2 separate regions of the Homo sapiens genome follow, and region 2 is linked to region 1. The links are chromatin loops, found by intact Hi-C in ENCODE. Cell type or tissue: CD4-positive, alpha-beta T cell. All regions are shown on one strand. Links, peaks and the distances in the headings refer to the core of each region. The heading gives the core; the rest is flanking DNA. Region 1 overlaps TTC21B (tetratricopeptide repeat domain 21B). Region 2 has its middle 61 kb from the start of SLC38A11.

Region 1 (10,417 bases), core at 3,253-8,252:
CTAGTTCCTCTCCTTCCATTCGCAGGGCTTCCAATAGCCTATGAGAAAGTTGTATTCAAATTAGAAAAGGGAGTCCTCCTGCATGGAGATGCAGTTGCAGAGTGGTAAGACTTGGAGGATTTCTGCCTCCATCTCCTGTGCCCTTGGCTGGGTCACTCTGTGCAGTGCACACACTGCACGACCACACGTGGAGGCTCTGCAGGATTTCAGATATTTCCACTGGTTTTTAATTTATTATATTTGGTAGAATCATCATTAAAACTCTGTTAATGGAATAATGGACTAAAATTACAGAGGACTGGGTTTGCTCTCAATCCTTTATGTAATTGCAGGACTATGCTCTTACACATCCCCTCTGGAACTCTTACGTTCTAGTACCACTTCTGTTACCACTCCTACTACTACTTTCTGGCTTTTATTTCCATCTTTCACTTCCTGAATCTCTATCGCTGGCCATCGAAGTAATATAGATTGCATTTTGCATTAACAATTAATAGTAAAGTGTGGTATTGAGAGTTGAAATGTCAGCTTTTGTTTAGCTTCTTCTCTTCGTCTGTGTTCAGAAAAATAACTTTAAACAGCAAAAAGCAAGTTTGAGAAGGCTATTCTCTAAAAAACAACAAAAAACTTTTTTTATTGTAGAATATATGTTAATTCCAGTTAACTTTTACAATGGTAAATAAATATTTCATCACTCAGATATAACTATGTTAACAACTGGGTTTCATCTAGTTTTGTGTATTCTTATATGCATCTATAGTTTTGGCAAATGGATATATTATTATTTGAACAGTTACATTTTCCTCTTTATTCACTTATTTTGTGAGCATTTTAGCAGTTAAAATCTTTCAAAAATTTTTTTTTTCTTTTTTTTTTTTTTTTTTAGACGGAATCTCACTGTTGCCCAGGCTGGAGTGCAGTGGCGTGATCTCGGTTCACTGCAACCTCCACCTGCCAGGTTCAAGCAATTCTCCTGCCTCAGCCTCCCGAGTAGCTGGCACTACAGGTGCACACCACCATGTCCAGCTAATTTTTTGTATTTTAGTAGAGACGAGGATCCCCGTGTTGCCCAGGCTGGTTGCGAACTCCTGAGCTCAGGCAATCTGCCTGCCTCGGCCTCCCAAAGTGTTGGGATTATAGGCATGAGCCAAAAAAATTAAATACATAAATAAATCCTTGAAATAGTTTTCAATTACTACCTACTACTATATTATTGGTCAAATCTTACATATGTGACAACCTCATGTTGGATGTTTTGATAACCAAAAGCAGCAAAAAATTCAGTTACAATTTTTAAAATTGGAAACCTTTGAGAAATTTCGGAATATTTCCTGTGATAAATTTCTCTACGTGGGATCACTTGGTTAAACGAGAGACTCTTATTTTGTGCTGTTTTTAGAGAACAGCCTTCTCGAACTTGCTTTTTGCTGTTTATAAGTTATTCCCTTCAGGAAGGCTGTGCTACACTTCGATGAGCAGCGGTCTGAATGCGGTGGTTTCCTTGCACCTTTGCCAACCTTGCTTCTAAAAAAATCTGTCAGCATGAACGCTGTTGTATGATCCTATTTTAAAGCTATTCACTTGTCATCTCCAGTCGCAAACTAGGATAGCTCCTGTCAGATTCTTAATTGGTCTTTTGGTTTCCATAGTGATTCCATTATCTACTTCTACTCTAGTGCAAAGTTCAACTTGCTTCCTCAGCTGTCCATGCATAAAAGCCTTCCAGATTTGCTCTAGGTTCTTGACTTCTGGGGAAGAAAGATATTTCCTCTTGGACCCAGTTCACCATACTAGCTGAATTAAGGTCAAAAGTACATTAAACTTACAACTGTGTCCTTACCATGACGGGGGGCAGGTGTCCAGATCCCAGATCTACAGAAAATTCTTTCATTTCTGTTGTGTCCCCCTGCTTCCATCCTGAGTGTACGTCCCCAAACTTTCATTTAACATGTCATGTTCATTAGTTCCTTCAAATACTAGTTCAGAGCAGTCTGGAATCAAGACTGCCTAGTTTGAGCTCCAACTGTCACAGATCTTGGGCTTGTCACATAAGGCAATCAAATCCTTAAAGAAGAAAAAACATCAGAGGTAGTAAATGCTGCATAGAGTTTAAAAAGGATAATATGATACAGAATCACAGGATGGCTACTTGAGATTGTGGGCCTGGACATGAACACGGCCTCTTTGAGGAGGTGGTGATAAAGTGATACCTGATGGAAAGGAGCAAACCTGGAGAAGGAAGCTCAGAGACAGGAAGCGGGGGTGAAGGGAGGGACAGGAGGAAGAGAATTCTCCACTGAGGAGAGTAGGGCAAAAGCAAGCTCCAGGTGGATAAAATGAGATGCTGCATGTGGAGTCTAGCATAATGGTTGGTGGGTAGAGAGAGAGGAAAAGAGGGAAGTAGTTGAACAAAAATTAGAAGGGAAGGAAGGAGGGAAGGTGTGAATGAATGAGAATCTCAAATCCTGTAGGGCTGAGCTCTCTAGGGGACTTTACTCATCCTTTTAATCTTGCTTTGAACTGCATTTTCTCTTCTCAGTTGCAATTACTACTTTGCCCTGTTCTGCTTATAAGAGGAGCTACTATTAAGAGCCTAGTGAGTCAGATTCATTATAGGTTTTATATAAGTTCCCTTTAATCCTTACAACCTGAGGCAGGTTATTATCCTTATATGCTTGTTTATGGGTGAGAAAACTGAGGCTGAGAGTGTGTAACTTGGAGAAAGATGAAACATCTAGGTAATGGTAGAGCCAAAACTTAAATCCAGGCTGGTCTGATTTCAGATCCATGCTCTTGACTGCTACACTATAGTGCTCCTCAATTAGACTGCTCTTTAATAGTTTCTACATTTGTAACAGCTGTTCATTCCACTCAGTCCATCTTGTTCTTCATTATTTAGCTATCTCTGTGATACACCAGTTTCTTCTGCTAGCCAGATGTAGAAAAGATCACTTCTTCTTACAGAAACATTATCTCTTAGTTATAGAAGGCATCTTAATATAATAAATAAGGCAGAGGCTTTGAAGTTGACTGGGCCAGTATGGAATTCAGGTTCTGACACTTTTCTCTGTGACCCTGGGCAAATCATTTAGTCCAGGTCTCACCTTTCTTATCTGAAAAGTGGGAATATTATTTCTCTTAATAGCTGACTGAAAATTAAAAGACATAAAGTAAGGAAAGTCCCTAAAATAGCATCTAACAAATGGCAGGTGCAAAATAAATGGCTGCTTAAGAAACAAAAACAAAACCTTCCTCTCCTCTTACAGATAGGAAAACTGATTTGGAAATGTCTTGCTGAGAGAACAGATGCTCTATTTCTCTATCCAATTTCCATGATTCCAGCATCCCATGACACAAGTTCACTGGAACTACTAAAGGCATTCTGTTAATGTGATTTCTGCCTGAGTCAGCTCCGGCTGCAATAATAAAATATCATAAACTGGTGGGCTTATCAACAAAAGAAATCTGTTTCTCACAGTTCTGGAGGCTGGAAGTCTGAGATCACGGTTCCAGCACCACCAGGTTCTGGTGAGGACCCTCTTTTGGGTTGCAAATAGTTGACTTCTTATTTTGTCCTCACATGGTAGAAAGATAGCTAGAGAACTCTCTGGGATCCTCTTTTTAAGGGCACTAATCGCACTCGCAAGGGCTTCAGCCTTATGACCTAATTATTTCCTAAAGCTTCACTTCCCAATACTATCACATTAAAGACTAGGATGTCAACATACGAAGTTTGGGGTACACAAACATTCAGTCCATAGCATTGTCCTTAAAAATGTCCACTCAGGCTGAAAGATATTTCTCCACCTGAATTAAAGAAAAAGAGGTAATGTTTCACGATTCCAGATTTGTAAAACAGGGATAATAATGCCGGCATTTTAGGTTTGTGAAGATCAAATGTAAGGAATATGAAAGTATTTTAACATATATGAAGTGACTTATAAATTCTATTATTAAACATTCTATGAAATGCCATAAATAAAAGCTAGGTGACAAGGCGGCCAGATTACTTGAGGCCAGAAGTTCGAGACCAGCCTAGCCAACATGGCGAAACCCCATCTCTACTGCAGATACAAAAATTAGCCAGGCGTGGTGGCGTGTGCCTTTAGTCCCAGCTACTCAAGAAGCTGACGCAGGAGAATTGCTTGAACCCAGGAGGTAGAGGTTGCAGTGGGCCAAGATCGCACCACTGCACTCCAGCCTGGGCTACAGAGTAAGACTCTGTCTCAAAGAACAACAACAACAAAAAACCCCACAAAAAACTGTTTTGCTAAGTGAAAAGAAGAATAATTGGAATTTTATAACGTAATTGAAATTAAAGGGATTTTGAAAAATGGGAGAAATGATCAGAAACAAGAGAATGGAGTTCAAAACAAACACAGGACATTTAATAAAAAGCAGCAAATGACTTATAAATACTGTTTATTGTAAATGCAAATAAAATTGAGGACTGTGTTTACTACAATTTTAAGGAAAATTGAAAAAGATGTAGATGAGAAATTAAAAATAATGCTAAGGATTAAGTTTAGATTAGGTTAAATTTAGTGTAAGAGAGTGAAAGCTTCTATGCCAGGGTGCTGTTAAACAGAGCTGGGTAAACCGTTGCCTTCACATGGTGTGCTTTGTGACTCCCTGCTGACCAAAAGTATTTGGTCACCCTTTACCATCAAATGTTACAGTGTCTGAAATTATACCTGCAGACCAAGTCTTCTAGGCTAAGGTTAAATATCCCTAATAAGGGACCTATTTAAATTGAGGTTTCAGGACCTGATTATTTCTTAAGACCACAATGGCCTTGAAAGCAGGAAGAATGAGCTCAAGAAAGGAAAGGGAAACACACACTCTACCCTTTTCTAAAAAAGATTTTTCAATGAAAGTTACATTTTCTGTACTATACCACCACCCATTAACATTACAGAATGCAGGGGGAGCTTACCCTGATTTGCAAAACTTACCACATCTTTTGAGTTCCAAGAGGAATATAAATCATCTATTTATAAAACCTTTATTAAAATATATATTTAAAATATATATATTGTCTTTTTCATGAGTTATTTACAGGGAGATTTATTCCAATTTTTGAAACAACACAGAATACAACAAAAACAGGCTGGGTGCGGTGGCTCATGCCTGTAATCCCAGCACTTTGGGAGGCCGAGGCAGGTGGATCACAAGGTCAAGAGATCAAGCCCCTCCTGGCTAACACGGTGAAATCCCATCTCTACTAAAAATACAAAAAATTAGCCGGGTGTGATGGCACATGCCTTTAGTCCCAGCTACTCGGGAGGCTGAAGCAGGAGAATCGCGTAAACCCAGGAGGCGGAGGTTGCAGTGAGCCAAGATCGTGCCACTGCACTCCAGCCTGGGCGGCAGATCAAGGCTCTGTCTTTAAAAATAAATAAATAAATAAAAGAATATAACAAAAACACTTTAAAAGAGAACAATGCATTTTAAATATATTTCCTGAAATAATATTCCTTAGAAAAGATACAGGGTATTTAATTACCTAGATTTTAACAAAATATTCTTTATAGAAATAATTATAGTCTTTACCACAGAGTCACCAAATCTGTACCCAATCAAAACAGAGTCAAATAGACCAGCTCTCATTCAACTCCATTAGGAAACACCAATTTCACATAGTACTTCTCTTGATGTACAGCAGCAACCTCTGCTGGAGAAAAAAGGGTATACTTCTAATAACAAAGCACTGAGCTCAAACCTGTTTTGAACAGGAAGAACTGAAAGTTAGATTTCTTTCATTTCCTGTTAAACCAACACCTAAGTTAAAATTATTTTCAAGGTCTTAAAGACGCACGGGCCTTATCAAGTATATCCTTTCTGATTTTTGGATAAGTTGGATGTGCTTCAAGAACCTGCAAAACAAATAAAGAACCCATAAAAACTTGTAACTAATAATCAAAAACTACGGAGTTACAAAACTTATAAGAAATGAGCATTACAGTTAAGATTTCCTTGTACTAATACTACAACAGCTATAACACTTTTTAATGGTGGCATTTTAAATGTAACATGATGACTCCTTTATATTAATGGTAGTTAGATGAGAACAATAGAATGTAAATATCAAATGCAGAAAATATAACAAACAACTGCTTACCTAATAGATGAATTGTATAAAACAATTATGTATCAATGATTTAAAATATTTTTGTAATTTAGCTTTTCATTCATAATATCTGATAAACCCTTAGAGAGTGACTTTTATACAGCAGCACACATTAGCTTTACCTGAAATGATCTTGAGACATACGTATTTCTAGTTCTACTGAGTCTAAGAGTGGGGAGATGCTAGTTTTTTTTTTTAACTCCAAAAATGATCCTAATATATAGCCTTACATTAACACACAACCCTAACCTGACTGAAATACTGCTTTACAGAGACTCAGTAATCAACAGCAATTACTAAGGCCAAGTATTTACTGTAATGATGCTAACAGATTGCTGTGTGGGATAAGGGGCATTACAAAATTCTTTTCTAATGAACTTTTCTTGGAGGTCCTTACAATGTTTAATAGAATGTCTTATATGGAATATCAATGGGACAATGTATATATAAAGAGACTCTACAAATTCTAAAACTGTAATTTAAATATTTGTCATTTTAGTAGGTGATCATTTACTAGGGGATGAATTACAGAATGCAATTGAATGACTTCTAATAGAATTCCTTTTTATCTCTAATTGATCAGTCTGAATTCTCTAATAACCAGATTCAGACACATTCACAAGAACTTCTAATCAGAATAATGATCTGGAGAATCTATACTGTCTTCAAATATCTTCTAACTTAAAGACTACATTTTATTTAACATGTTTCTCCCACTGGTCTTTGTCTTTTTTTTTTTTTAAAGTAAAAGTCTCTTTTACTCCACCTCTTTAATCCTACTCCTTTCCATACATGTAAATATTTTATGGTTTATTGTTTAATATGTACTCTTCAGTGGTCTTTGTCTTTAAATTGACATAAACATTTTATTATTTGATCTCAAAGTAAAAACATGTTTTTTATTTAGGTGAACATCATTTTCTAAATTTCGAACACTGATAATCTCCCTAAACATACTGATAAATCATTTAACTAAAATAATGTATCCTCTATTTCTATTCACATACATCTGGAGATTTAAAAAAGTAGGAAATTGTGCATCTGAAAAATTTTAAGAAATCTAAATTTAAGTGTTTACCTGGTGACATATGTCAATTGAATCCACATATCTTTTTGCTTTTAAGTAATTAAATGCCAGTTTGTATCCTGTTAAGACAAAAACCATAAAACAGAATGATGGAGTACACTGCTACTATTACTTTTCCTTGCCTCCTCCTCTCTTTGCTTACTCACTAGAGAATGGTAAGGGAGGCTGGTGAATGAACAACCAAACTACGCTATACAGAGAAGTTGTGTGATAATAGAAGACAGAGTGACACAAAAGAAGTGTAAGAAGAAAAGAAAGTGGAGTTGGAAAAAAGGACCACAGTGAATACATTGATAGGTTAGAAAGCTGCCATCCCACAAGTGTGGTTTCTATAACTTACTAGAAAAGTCTCATTTATTTCAGGTTATAGTAAAAACTCATCATAGGGCAGTAAATGACAACACAGCCATTCATTTATACAGTACAGATTTATTTAGCACTTACACAGGCAAACTGATGCCTACAGTTATGAGGTTTGCATTCTATTAGGAGAAAAAGTACATTTTAAAATAATTGCATGAGTAAATAATTTCAAAACTGAGATAAATGTTATGAAAGAAAGATCCAGGCCAAGTGAGTTACCATAAAGAACCTGAAGGGTATCAAGAGATGTCTGAAATCTGAAGAATGAGGCATAAACTAGGCTAGGGTGGGAATCAAGGACACTCTCAGACAGAGGAAACTGCATGGATTAAGGCCAGTGGTAGGACACACAGGGAGTTAATGAACTTGGAGTATGGTGAGAAGACAGAGCACATAGGAGAGCGACACAGAGGAAGGCAGATTAGTCATCAATGACTGGTAAGAATTATCACAATTACTGATAGTGAAATGCCACACTTCTACTATCAACAATTAGAAGAATATTTAACACATTCCTCTTAATGGATGTTGTTCTCTTGTAACATGCTATAAAAATGAGAAAACTAAGAAGACAAGAAAAGTAACAGCAGCTGTGCACGCAGTAAACAAGATATAATGCAATGTAAAATAATGTGTAATAAAAAATATCTCACTCTACCTCTTAAAAATATGAAATAAGAAGTGTAAATAGTGCTCTTCAGCTCTAATAAAAGTACCAAAACAAATGTTTAAAATTTTAAATGTTTGAAAAGAATTACTGGCTAACATTATCAGATGGTAGTAAAAAGAAAGAAATAGAAATGATCTAAAATTCACACTATTTTATATATAGTCAGGCACTGCATGATGATGTTTCATTAACAACAGACCACATACATGATGGTGGTCCCAAAGATTTTTATACTGTATTTTTGCTGTACCTTTTCTATGTTTACATACACACATTGCTTATAGCATTCATGACAGTAACATGCTGTACAGGTATGTAGCCTAGGAGCAATAGGCTATACCAGATAGCCCAGGTGTGTAGTAGGATCTACCACCTAGGTTTGTGTAAGTATACTCTAAGATGTTCACACAATGATGAAATTGTCTAATGATGCATATCTCAGAAGATTTCCATTGTTAAGCGACACATGACTGCATATATATATGTGTGTATGTTTATATATGTGTGTGTATATATATGTATGTCTATATAGGTGTGTATATATATATCTCTACACACACACACATGCACACAGGCACACATGGGCAGGGCCTATGGCAGAATCTCACATCTCAGATTTTAGACAAAAATAAGAAGTTTCAGAGAGGTAAACTTAATGTCATTACCAACAAATTCTAAAATGAACTAAAAGGGTTTGTGACATTCAAAAAGTAAAGCAATTTTTAAGATGTCATGCCAAACATACTTACATGGGAACTAGTCAAGATTTCAGTTTTGGTTTGTGGTTTCTTGACTAGCTTTGGGATCTTACGCAAGTGGCTTGAGCTGTCATTTTCAGGTTTCCTCATCGCTAAAACAGGAATAACAACTCCTCCCTCTAACTCTTAGTATAATTTTAAAAATCATATAAAATACTTGTGAAATGGTTTTTAAAACCTTAGAATACCACAAAATATTAGCATTTTTTAATGTAAGCATTCACTATATTATAATCACAGAATTTTAACACTGGAAGAAACTTGATACATGACCTGGTACAAAAATTTCAGAGGAAATAAAGACCTAAGAAGGGGAAAGAAAATGTGCACTGCAGCTGCACTACACCTGCCAAACTTATTAGAACTCAACTATATGCAATCAGGAGAGACAGCGAGAGAATGCAAACATTCTACACAGTCTAATGACTGTCCTATAACCTGAGAATAGGTATGAAGGGTGAAACATGAGTAGTTTCTTCTCTCATTGGATCTCAGTTGTTCCTAGTGTGTTTCTTTTTTTCCTCGTATATATTTAAGATATACAAAATGATGTCGGTGTGTAGATGTGGGTGTGTAGATATATGTGTGTGTGTGTATATATATTTATTTATAAATGATTACTGCAGTCAAGCAAATTATCCATTCATCATTCATCCTGGTGCCTCTTATAGTGACAATATTCAACCCTGAATTCTATGGAAAGAGCATGAGCACGATTTTTTTTTTTTTTTTTTTGAGACAGAGTCTCACTCCGTCAACCAGGCTGCAGTGCAGTGGTGTGATCTCGGCTCACTGCAACCTCCACCTCTCGGGTTCAAGCAATTCTCCTGCCTCAGCCTCCTGAGTTGCTGGGATTACAGGCGCCCGCCACCATGCCCGGCTAATTTTTGTATTTTTAGTAGAGACGGAGTTTCACCATGTTGGCCAGGCTAGTTTCGAACTCCTGACCTCAGGTGATTTGCCCACCTCGGCCTCCCAAAGTGTTGGGATTACAGGTGTGAGCCACTGCGCCTGGCCATGAGCATGATTTTAAGGGTTTTCTGACAACTGAAAAAGTGAAATACATTGTTTATTTGGCCAGGCACATTGAGGGTGTTAGATGCAATGACAATCTTAAGGATGAAATTGAGGAATTAATGGAGAGCCTTAGAAAGAAATGATTACCAAAGCAAAGCTAGAGGAACTGATAAAATAATCTATAAAATACAATGATGACACAATGAAAGAACTAGTCATTTGGAATCTCTTTATTTGCTGAGGTCTTCCAAGGAATGGAATATATAAATAATTTAACTTCTATGTGCATTCCTTCTATGGAATAAAGTGTCAAAATTAATATTTTAAGGATATTTAAGGACTTTTCATTTTACCAGATGACTTTATTCTGAAAGATATATCACACCTTAGAA
Region 2 (10,417 bases), core at 1,993-6,992, 860 kb before region 1:
ATGGGGGGCGCTGGCATGTAATCAGAGAGAGGGAAATGAGTGACGTCTGTGTATTTATTCTGTCTTCTGAATAATATAGGGCATAAGGAAATAATCATTAGTCCTGTTTTAGAGAGTAAAAATCTGAAGCAGTAAAAGGTTACGTCTCTTTTGTCATGTAAGGTAACACAGTCTCAGTTTCCAGGAATTAGGCTGTGGACATCTTTGAGGGGGCCATTGTTATGTTTGTCACTCTGAGACTGACTTTCTTCCTTCAGGTGCTTCTGAGCTGCTCTGTGTGTTACTCACTCTCAGCTGGGACGTTGCTGCCTTGGTTGAGGGCTTTAATTTCTGACCACAGAATTACTAATCCTGGTCTTTGTTTCAATATTTATTGATGAATAGGGCTTAGCTCTTTCTAATTCTGCATGATTTCATTCATTCATTCAATGATTAAACTGAGTCTTATCAATTTATTTTATTGAAAGTGGTGCTATTTTCAAAAAATTCTATAAAATATTAGTTGATTATCTTATACAAATATAAATTGTTACAAGTTGGAGGAATGAAATAATTTATTTCATTTTTAGTCATTATTTGCTATCCAATGATAGGGATATTATCATTATCATTATTATGATTGTGTGGGAAGAATTGCTTTTTCCTTAGAGCCTAATCTAAAAGCAGATTTCTTTCCTGTTAGGTAATACTGTGGGACTATCTGTATAATCACCATCAAACATCACTCCTTAGCAAGGAGTTGAGAGTATTGTGGTTTCACCATGTCATGTCCAATAGTCTAAAGGTGGAAATAGGATTTCCTCAATAAGGACAAAATGGCTCAGGGCCAAAATGAAAGCATCACTCAGCACTTTTTTTTTTTTTTTACTTTTATAGTCAATGCAAAGAAAAAAATGCTAAATTCTAGGACCATTACCCTATGGAAACCATCTCTACAATATAAAATGCCTATTCAATCAGAATCATTAAAAAAATATGGAATCAGAAACTAGAGGAAAAATGAGAGTTTCATAGACAATTCCCCTTCTAGTGCAAGTGAAAACCCTGGGGCCCAGAGGGGAAGTGACTTGCCTAAGGTCAAACAATTTATTAGAACCAAACTACGACTAAACTCAATTTAATTCTTCTGACTCTCAAAGAGGAAACATACTCAAAAGATGCATGGAGTGAATTAGGCAATATGCATTGAACATTCCTATAGAAATATGGCTGTGAGGTTTAAAACAATGATGTTGCAGAAGTAATTTCTTGTAGACTTCTTGTTTTGTTTTCTGTTTTCCTATCTTTGTGACTATTGCAAAATATTACATGTATTCTTATGCATGTGTAATACAAAAGGTGCTCTTCTGGCTGGGCGTGGTGGCTTATGCCTGTAATCCCAGCACTTTGGGAGACCGAGGCAGGCGGATCACGAGGTCAGGAGATCGAGACCATCTTGGCTAACATGGTGAAACCCTGTCTCTACTAAAAATACAAAAAATTAGCCGGGCGTGATGGCGGGCGCCTGTAGTCCCAGCTACTCGGGAGGCTGAGGCAGGAGAATGGTGTGAACCCGGGAGGCGGAGCTTGCAGTGAGCCGAGCTCATGCCACTGCACTCCAGCCTCGGCAAGAGAGCGAGACTCTGTCTCAAAAAAAATAAATAAAATAAAAAATAAAAATAAAAAAAGGTATTCTTCTAGGTTCTCTTATATATAACAAACAATAGAAATGTGGTGACTGTCTTTGAAGGCTTTGGGCAAAGCCATGGGAAATTCAATTCCAATATAAATTAATACATGAAATGAACCAAATGGGTGGTTCAGGACTTCTCTATGTATGAGGAGTCATCAGTGTAACTTATAAAAGAAATAAGAAAATAAGTGAATCTTGAAGATTGATGATATGTCATGACATACGTGTCATCAGCTCAGGGAAGTAAGGATGTATAAAGAAAAAAAAGTTTGCCTAAACAGGAACAGAAGATGAAGGAATTTAGATGACTCCAAACCTCAGCTAAGTCCACATATTCCATTTTGGCCTGTTTCTAACTCATTATTCAGTGCTTCTTCTTCAGTATCCTTCTCTGTAGTCACTGAAGATGTTTAAGTGGAGATATGACATTATTAAATTAATTCTTGATGATGTTTTATTTATCAAACTGTGCTGAATGTTGTGGATTTGATTTGATTTGGAAGAGAGTCCAGATGGAAGGTGAGCAGATAAGAGGTGAAGAAAATAGTCTAAACCCAAAATATTCAGGGCAGTGGGAATGAAGACATTGTAAAGAATCAATAGACGCCATCACACAGGAATGCTCTGGACTGCCAAGCACAGCATCTCTGAGACTCTGGTCATCTGTACCCCTTTTTTCCTCTGACTGCAATAGTAGACTCTTCCTACTCCAATCAAAGACTTATCTCTCCTATGTTCTGAATGTCATCCTTTCTCACTTGCTCAAGAATATTATTACACTTTGAATCTTTTCTCTAACCTCTATGCTGACTTTCTCCCTCATTGTGGACCCTTTAAATATTCTGAAATCTCTGCCATTTTAAAAACAAAAGTTAAGCTTTTTGAAAGAAGTATCTAGGCTTGCTGCTTACAGCTCTTCAGTTATATACAATCAAACATTTTGCATTTCATGATTTTTTTTACCTTTTTTTAATTATACTTTAGGTTCTGGGATACATGTGCAGAATGTGCAGGCTTGTTACATAGGTATACATGTGCCATGGTGGTTTGCTGCATCCATCAACCTGTCATCTGCATTAGGTATTACTTCTCCTAATGCTATCCCTCCCCTAACCCCCCCACCCCCTGACAGGCCCCAGTGTGTGATGTTCCCCTTCCTGTGTCCATGTGTTCTCACTGTTCAACTCCCACTTATGAGTGAGAACATGCAGTGTTTGGTTTTCTCTTCTTGTGTTAGTTTGCTGAGAATGATGGTTTTTTAAATAAATCAGAAAATTACTCTGTTCTGGTTTTTACTTTCACTTCCTCCACACAACTATGCCTGCTAAGGTCACCAATGCTGTCCAGATCAATAAGTCAGATGGTTCTATCCTGACTTGCCTGACCTTTGAATGGCTTTCAGTACAGTTTGCTACCCATTCTGTTTAGAAACTTTCTTCTTCTGACTTCTATAATACTATGTTCTCTTCATTTTCCTCATTCTTGAGTCCTAGTCATGCTTTTTTTCTTAATCAACCCTATTTTCCCCCAAATCCATCTTTATATAACCACTTTAGCTACCATCTCTTTAGCCATAGGTAACAAATTTGCATCTCCAGCCACATCACTGTGTTTCAGCTCTAGATATGCACATCCATTTGTTTAACCAATGAATATACAACATCTTATAGGACTTCACATGCAACATGCTCAAAACAACTGAGCTCATGATTTTTTTCCTCAAAGTTTCTTCCTCTCAACTATTTCAACCAACAAAACCACCACCTGCCTATTTTTTCATGTTAGAAACCTGGGCAATCACGGATCTTCCTCAACACTTTCCTTCTCTATTCCCCAATTTCCAATCAATCACAGAATGAAGCTGGGTTTGCTTCCTAAATATCTTAAAACTGGATCTTAAACTCATTTCTGCTGCTACCACCTTAGTCTAAAAAGACTTCCATTTCTCATTTGAGCTATTGCGATTGCTTCCTAATGCTTTGCTAACTAAACAGCCTCTCTTCCACCTACAATCCATGTTCTTCATGACAGCTGCACTGTTACCTTAAAAGACCATAACACCACCAGTAATTAAGATAACTTGGATATAATTTGATTTGTGACTAGTTGCTATTTCCCATCCTTTTCCCATTTCCAGATAGGAGTGAACTAAAGTTCTTATGCTTTGCTGGGAGATTGAGGGTAGGGGGGCAAAGAGGGGAAGGCAAGCCCCATTGAGGAAACTTCAGAAATTTCTGTCTTGGGAAATGGATGAGGAAGTTCTATTCCACCAGTGTTCTTCCAGTCCAATTTCCCTACATAGTACCAACAAAACAAGAGATCCCCAGTATTGCTACTATGATCTTGGAAATCCCAGCCACAGAGCCCAGAATCATCCCTACCAATCTACCAATATTTAACCTGGAATGAACAGTTGCCACTAGGTGGCGCCAGGCTGAAGCCAGCACGCAGACCCTGACTGGCAGGAATTTGGACAGCTCTTCTGGACTCCCATAACTCACAACCTGTTGTTCTTGTAGGCTCATCCAGGTCACTTAGTTAACCTCACCATAACCAAACACTACATTTAATGGTAGTGAAAAATTCTGGACTACACCTACTGTGTTCGGAAAGAATTTTACTGTATTTTATAAACTCAAATCAGAATGTGTCACTTCCCTGTTAAAACTCTTCCATGGCTTTCTTTGCTGTTAGGATAAAATCTCATCACTTGGACCCTAAGACATAATTTTAACCTTGAATACTTATGGAAACAGGCAGTTTGCATGAACGAATGATCCACCTGCTCATAAAACTATAGAATATGATGAGGCCTGTGGTATATGTATTTCCTGTTACAAGACATTCAAATTCAATTAAGAATGAAACAGAACAAATTATAAATATTTTAACAAGGGAAAGAAAAACTTTGTCTAGCACTCCACTCTGGCCAATTCTTTATGCTCCCTGCCCATATGGCAGTTTTATGATAATGTCAAGTTCCTTCTTACCTCAGCATTTTAGAACAGACCATTCCCTCTGCCTGGAATGCTTTCCTCTTCCTTTTTATTAGTTACCAATTTCTTGTCTTATAGACATTGGTCTAAAATCACTTCATCATGGAAGCCTATCCTTTTTGTACTCTTGCCCTGAATTAGATTCCATTTCGCTGTTATAGCACACTTACCCTCTTAGCCTTTGTTCAAAGTTATGATTACTTATGAAATATCTCTCTGTTCCTTTGCATTCATCCATCAAGTCACACATGCTGTAAATCTGTATTAAGCCTCTACTTTTCCAGGAACCTCCAATGTATTGTAAATTCATGGCAAGGTTCCCAGCATTGACTAGCTGGAAAGTGAATATGGAGGAAAGAGAAAAAAAGATTAGAAAATAACTTTTGAGTGGTAAGCCTGGAAAAATGATGAGACTATAGAGAATATAGGAAAATCAGGATGGAAGCAGGTTTCAGGACAGAAGGAAATATCTTTTTATTTTCAAATTGTGAGGAGACATTCAAAGTTTGTTGAATGTATAAGAGGCTGAGAAGCCATTTGCAAATTGTCTATAGAAGTGTGAGTATGAAGCTGTGAGACTACTTAGTGACTACAATCTCGAAGGCATGGAAAAGAATTTTTTAAAAAAGAAAGGATTGGCATATTTGAAGGGCAGTCTGGAAAAGTTAGCTCAAAAATGGAAATTTTCTTCTATATTTTGTATGAAATACAAGTTGGTTTTTTAAGCTTACTTTTAAAGGAAGTAGGTATATTTAGCTTCAGTAAACAAGGAAGGTTAGATGAAGTCCCTGATGTGCATCATTCCACTAGCAAGAGAATGGTGTAACACTTCTAAGGTGAAAAAAATGTAGCAAGGTTTAGTTCTTGGCTGAGCAATATTGTTCTGTAATTGTACAAGTTGGAGACTTAATTAGCCAATTAAATCCTGCTTCTCCATCCTTCCTCTTTCTAAATATACATTTTGAGCTCTCTTCTGATGTTGAAAAAACTCTCCTGTCTTTGAAACAAGTCCTGAAAATATTATTCAGTAGAAACCCATCTGCACAGTGATTGAGTCACAACAAATCCAGATTCCTGGAATCTGTGAGAAAGGCTTGTGCTCATCACGCCATCTCTCCCTTTTCATAGTTCTACGTTGAGGTCGTCCTGAGTTTGTTTTTAAGGTATTTTCTGCGCTGCTACACACTGTCATTTCACGTGAGGGCAGCAGAGAGGCAGCGTAGAAGCCCCTGAATAGCAAATCAGAAGAGCCCGAAGCTCAAATTTTGGGCGTAGTGTTTTCAGAACACCTCTTCAAAAATTAAATCACACGTTGTTTGTATCTCCTTAAACAATCCTAGTCTATTGATTTGCCTACTCTGTTCTTTTAAAAAAAGAATCAGACCTGTATCTAAAAATAGGTAAGAACATGTGAATACAGACTTTTGCAAGAGTTGTATCTGGTTTGCCCAGAATACGTTTTCTAATTTTTCTTCGGTCGTTACAATTTGACAACAGATTTGTTTAGTAATCACGTTATTATATTGTCCTATATACTTAAGAATTATTGTTTTGAGCGTAGTCCAAGCCCTGATGCCATTTTGAAACATACGGAAGCACATTTTGATTAAATGCAGTTTGAATAAAACACTGATGAAATAACAATAGCTTTTGTATCATATTTGTGAACGGTCTTTGGCTGTATCCTAGGTGGCAATAAAAAGGTAGTGAGTCAATTTGGATATTGTGAAAAAATTATTACTATTGAATTACAGCATAGAAAGTAACATATTCCCTAGGCTTCAGGCTCCCTGTCACTTAGCACTGCCTTTGTTCTCTCTGCCCAGAATGTTATTTTCCCTACCATCATCCCAGGCCACTTTCCAGCCACGCCCATCCTTTTGCAAGACTGACTTCTGTGGGTACTGCAGGTCTCAGGGTACAGGTGCCATCTCTGGGCAGCCTTCTCCACTGCTTCTCGATTTTCTTGGCCATTCTGTGCTTCTCCTGTTTACTCCTATGGTCCTCTGTAGGCTCCTATGGGAACTATGTCTTGTTCCTAATTTTGTCTCTAGTACTTAGTACTATGTGCTTAGTAGAAGCCCGTTAAAAAACAAACAATAAATACTTAGAATCTTTATCAAGATGGTGGGAGTGGGGAATAGGAGGAGCAGAGAACTATTCAAACTGTGAAAAAGAGGTTAAAAGAGGATTTGCCACCCTGCCTATTTTAGCGTAGGGGTAGGAGTTTAACATTTGAGGCAATAGCAAAGATGATGGACATCAGTGCTTCTCAGCAAACATTTGACAATCTCAGGTAAGACCAGATAGATCTTAGGTCTATAGCTAGTCAGCTAGTCAGTCATATGACTCAATACTGGTGACAGCTAGGGGCTTAAAGGAAATAAAAACACGTTTGTGAAAATGCTTTGTGTAGGGCTAAGCACAGAGAGGAGTGAGCATCGAATGTCTGCTGAAAAACAAAAGAAGCTTAGACTTTATCGTGATCTTAGCAAAATTCTTTTCCTATAGCTTTCTGGTCGTTAAGGTGACTCCCTCAAGGGCATCAGTCTGCACTGGAAATCATTGCAGTGTGGTAGAGAGAGGGAGAGGGAGCTCTTTATAGAGAGGACTCAGCTCGCCTTCGCCTTCTTAGCATCTTGTTGCTAGGCAATAGCTCCTCTGGTGGAAGCTCATCTCCATTTTTAAAGATGGAGTGAAGTCTTGCCGAGGGAAATGCAGTTTGTACAAACTGGGCCATGTGCAAACAGTATTTTGCTCTAGTCCTGAAAACTGCTTTTCCCTATAAGGGAGACAAATCAGTCCTACTTAAATCCTGTCACTTAACAACCAGATAATATAACTCCTCTCTTTCTCTCTCTTTTCTGTAAAGCATAGACTTCCTTTTTAATCTTATTGATTTATTTTTACCTTTCCAACTATATGTCTTTCCAAATTGATTTAATGAGATTCAGCAGGGCATTGCTTGTAATAGTATTTCCCTAGACTGCTGAATTAATTTCCATTTAAAAAATTACTTTGGATCTGCAGCTCTGTCCGGCACCTAGCGTATTGCTCTTACTGCATTTTACATAATGATAAAATATAATGAGTGGTCAGTAAGAAGGGCCAATATTTAATGAATATAGTTTTTTTTAAACAAAGTGTAGATAGGTCATACTGTTTGTATATATCTGAAAAACCTATACATAATTTGCTAGACTCTAAGCTTTCAAAAACCAATATAGAATAATTATCTTTCTCAGAACTGCAAAATGTCCTTTAGACACTAAGAGCTTTGTGTATTTAATCTTTTAACCTTTTAAATTGTTGGTCAATTTAGACAGCAAAATTGGCAATTCACTTTTATTTTCTCATCTTGTAATAATGTCACAGATTTTTGGAAGCTAGTGACTAAATTCATATAGCCATGTTGTATCAGTCTCTTTTTAATTCTGAAAGTCTTGAATGTATAAATAACTTGAGAAATGTACAGATACCTTACTATGGAGTTTAAAAATTCTGTTCTAATTATTATTGTATGATTTACATAGTAGATCCCTGAATTTATAACAATGTGTTTTTTTTTTTTTTCAAATTTAATTCTGGAGAAGGTCTGACACATGATTGCCACTTCTATTAGTCCATGTTGTGTTGCTGTAAAGGAATATCTGAGGCTGAGTAACTTATAAATCAAAGAGCTTTATTTTGGCTCATGGTTCTTCAGACTGTACAAGAAGCATGGCACCAGCATCTGCTTCTGATAAGGTCTCAGGAAGCTTCCAGTCATGGTGGAAGGCGAAGTGGAGCAGGCATGTCACATGGCAAGAGAGGGAGCAAGAGAGAGAGAAGAGGAGTGCCACACTTTTAAATGGCCAGCTCTTGTGTGAAGTAATAGAGGAGAACTCACTCATTAATGTGGGCAGGGCACCACACCATTTATGAGGGTTCCACCCCCAGGATCGAAACACCTCCCACTAGGCCTCACCTCCAACATTGGAGATTACATTTCAACATGAGATTTAGAGGGGACAAATATCCAAAATAGGCCAGGTGCAGTGGCTCACGCCTATAGTCCCAGCAGTTTGGGAGACTGAGGTGAAAATATCACTTGAGCCCAGGAGGATCACGTAGTGAGCCAAGATCATGCCACTGCACTCCAGCCTGGGCGACAGAGCGAGACTCTGTCGCCAAAAAAAAAAAAAAAAAAAAAAAAAAAAATTAACCAGGTGTGGTGGCGGGTGCCTGTAGTCCCAGTTACATGGGAGGCCCAGGCAGGAGAATGGCGTGAACCTGGGAGGCGGAGCTTGTAGTGAACTGAGATCTCGCCACTGCACTCCAGCCTGGGCAACAGAGGGAGACTCCATCTCAAAAAAAAAAAAAAAAAAAAAGAAGTCCACAAACTTTGGATCTTGAGTGGGTTTAATGAGGTTGAAAGAATTTCCTGACACACTTAAGTTTTAACCTTCCTTCCTTCCCTTCCTGCCCTCCCTCCCTCCCTCCCTCCCTCCTTTCTTTCTTTCTCTCTCTCTCTCTTTCTTTCTCTCTCTCTCGTTCTTTCTTCTGTCATTCAACTTACATTTGTGGATTTCCATCTCTATTAGTTAGCCCATTTTGATAGTGATAGAATTCTAACTTGAACCAGCTTAAGCAAAAAAGGAATTGTTCATGGTAGAGCTGAACACCCCAAACCAGGGTCTGGAAAGCCAGCAGCACACTTTGTCTTACACTCTCATTTGTACTTCTCTCATTATGCTTCATCCTCTTAAACTATCTTTATCTCTGTGTCCGTACCCAGAACTTCTAGCAGCTTCCTGGATCATATCTTCCTAGTTAAAAAGAAAGGAAGGACTTCTAATTTACCAATATTTATATTACAGAAAAGGACCCAGAAGGTAATCTTGAGTCACATACCTACTGAAATACTAAATCCTGTGGCCATGAAAGCAGAGAAAGGAAAGAAATGGCAGTTTCACATGTTCAAAAGGGAAGAGCAGTGGAACAAGAATGGCAGTGGTATTGACTGCAAGGAGTACTAAGCAGATAAAACTAAAAATAACTGCTACCTCATCATTTGCAAAGTACTTTAAGAAAAATGACAAGTTAGATGTAGTCCCTGTCCATAAAGGAACACACTTTCTGAAAAGGACAACAGATTTATAAATGAGTACCTTTAATACAATGTTACTCATGCAATAATAAAAGTTGCACATGATTCTCTGGGATCTTAGGGAAGGGCAAACCATCTTTGTTAGGAAAATGATGAATTAGTCAGTGTTCCCTGTGTATGTGTGTGTATCACATATATATAATATATATGTATATTTTAACATATATATGTGTATTCATATATATTTCATATATATATAAGGGGAGTTTATTAGGAAGAATTGGCTCACATGATTGTAAAGCAGAGTAACCTCAATAGGCCCTCTGAAAGCTGGGGAAAGAGAGAAGCTGGTAGAGTGGCTCAATCCAAGTCTAAAAGCCTCAAAACCAGGGAAGCTGTCAGTGTAGCCCTCAGTCTGAGGTTGAAGACCCTTGAGCCCCTGGAAGGTTGCTGGTGCAAGCCCCAGAGTCCAAAGGCCCTAAAACATGTAGTCTGATATCCAAGGGCAGCAGGAGAGGAAGCCAAGAGTTCTGCCCAGCTGCCCAGCATGGGAAGAGAGAGGGAGCAGACTCAGCAAGCAAGCTACGTATCCCCCTTCTTCCACGTGTTTTGTTCTAGCTGTACTGGCAGCCAACTGGATGGTGCCCATCCACATTGAGG

What was found. A loop is a pair of places that touch in the nucleus more often than their neighbours do. Peaks named below come from ENCODE experiments on the same cell type or tissue, not always from the same donor. Only the 100,000 strongest peaks of a DNase experiment are listed, where the experiment ranks them.
Region 2: a loop joins it to region 1, with 20 times the contacts of the local background. A loop is called at or near these places in 12 of 110 quality-filtered maps.

The regions. Positions count from the first base shown.
Region 1 is chr2:165,868,957-165,879,373 of GRCh38, forward strand. TTC21B (tetratricopeptide repeat domain 21B) reads right to left here. Exons shown (of 29, transcript NM_024753.5): 28 at 7,209-7,276; 29 at 4,406-5,876. The coding sequence ends at 5,799. It overlaps LOC100506124 (a long non-coding RNA gene), which reads right to left and starts at 2,985. Exons shown (of 4, transcript NR_045375.2): 1 at 1,841-2,985. RefSeq lists an enhancer at 5,598-5,797. In CD4-positive, alpha-beta T cell, for the core only: CTCF peaks have their summits at 5,618 and 5,818; a DNase peak (open chromatin) is centred at 5,675.
Region 2 is chr2:165,011,130-165,021,546 of GRCh38, forward strand. No RefSeq gene overlaps it. Among named protein-coding and RNA genes, the nearest start is that of SLC38A11, 61 kb to the left of the region's middle. In CD4-positive, alpha-beta T cell, for the core only: CTCF peaks have their summits at 4,114 (motif pointing right) and 4,318; a DNase peak (open chromatin) is centred at 4,112.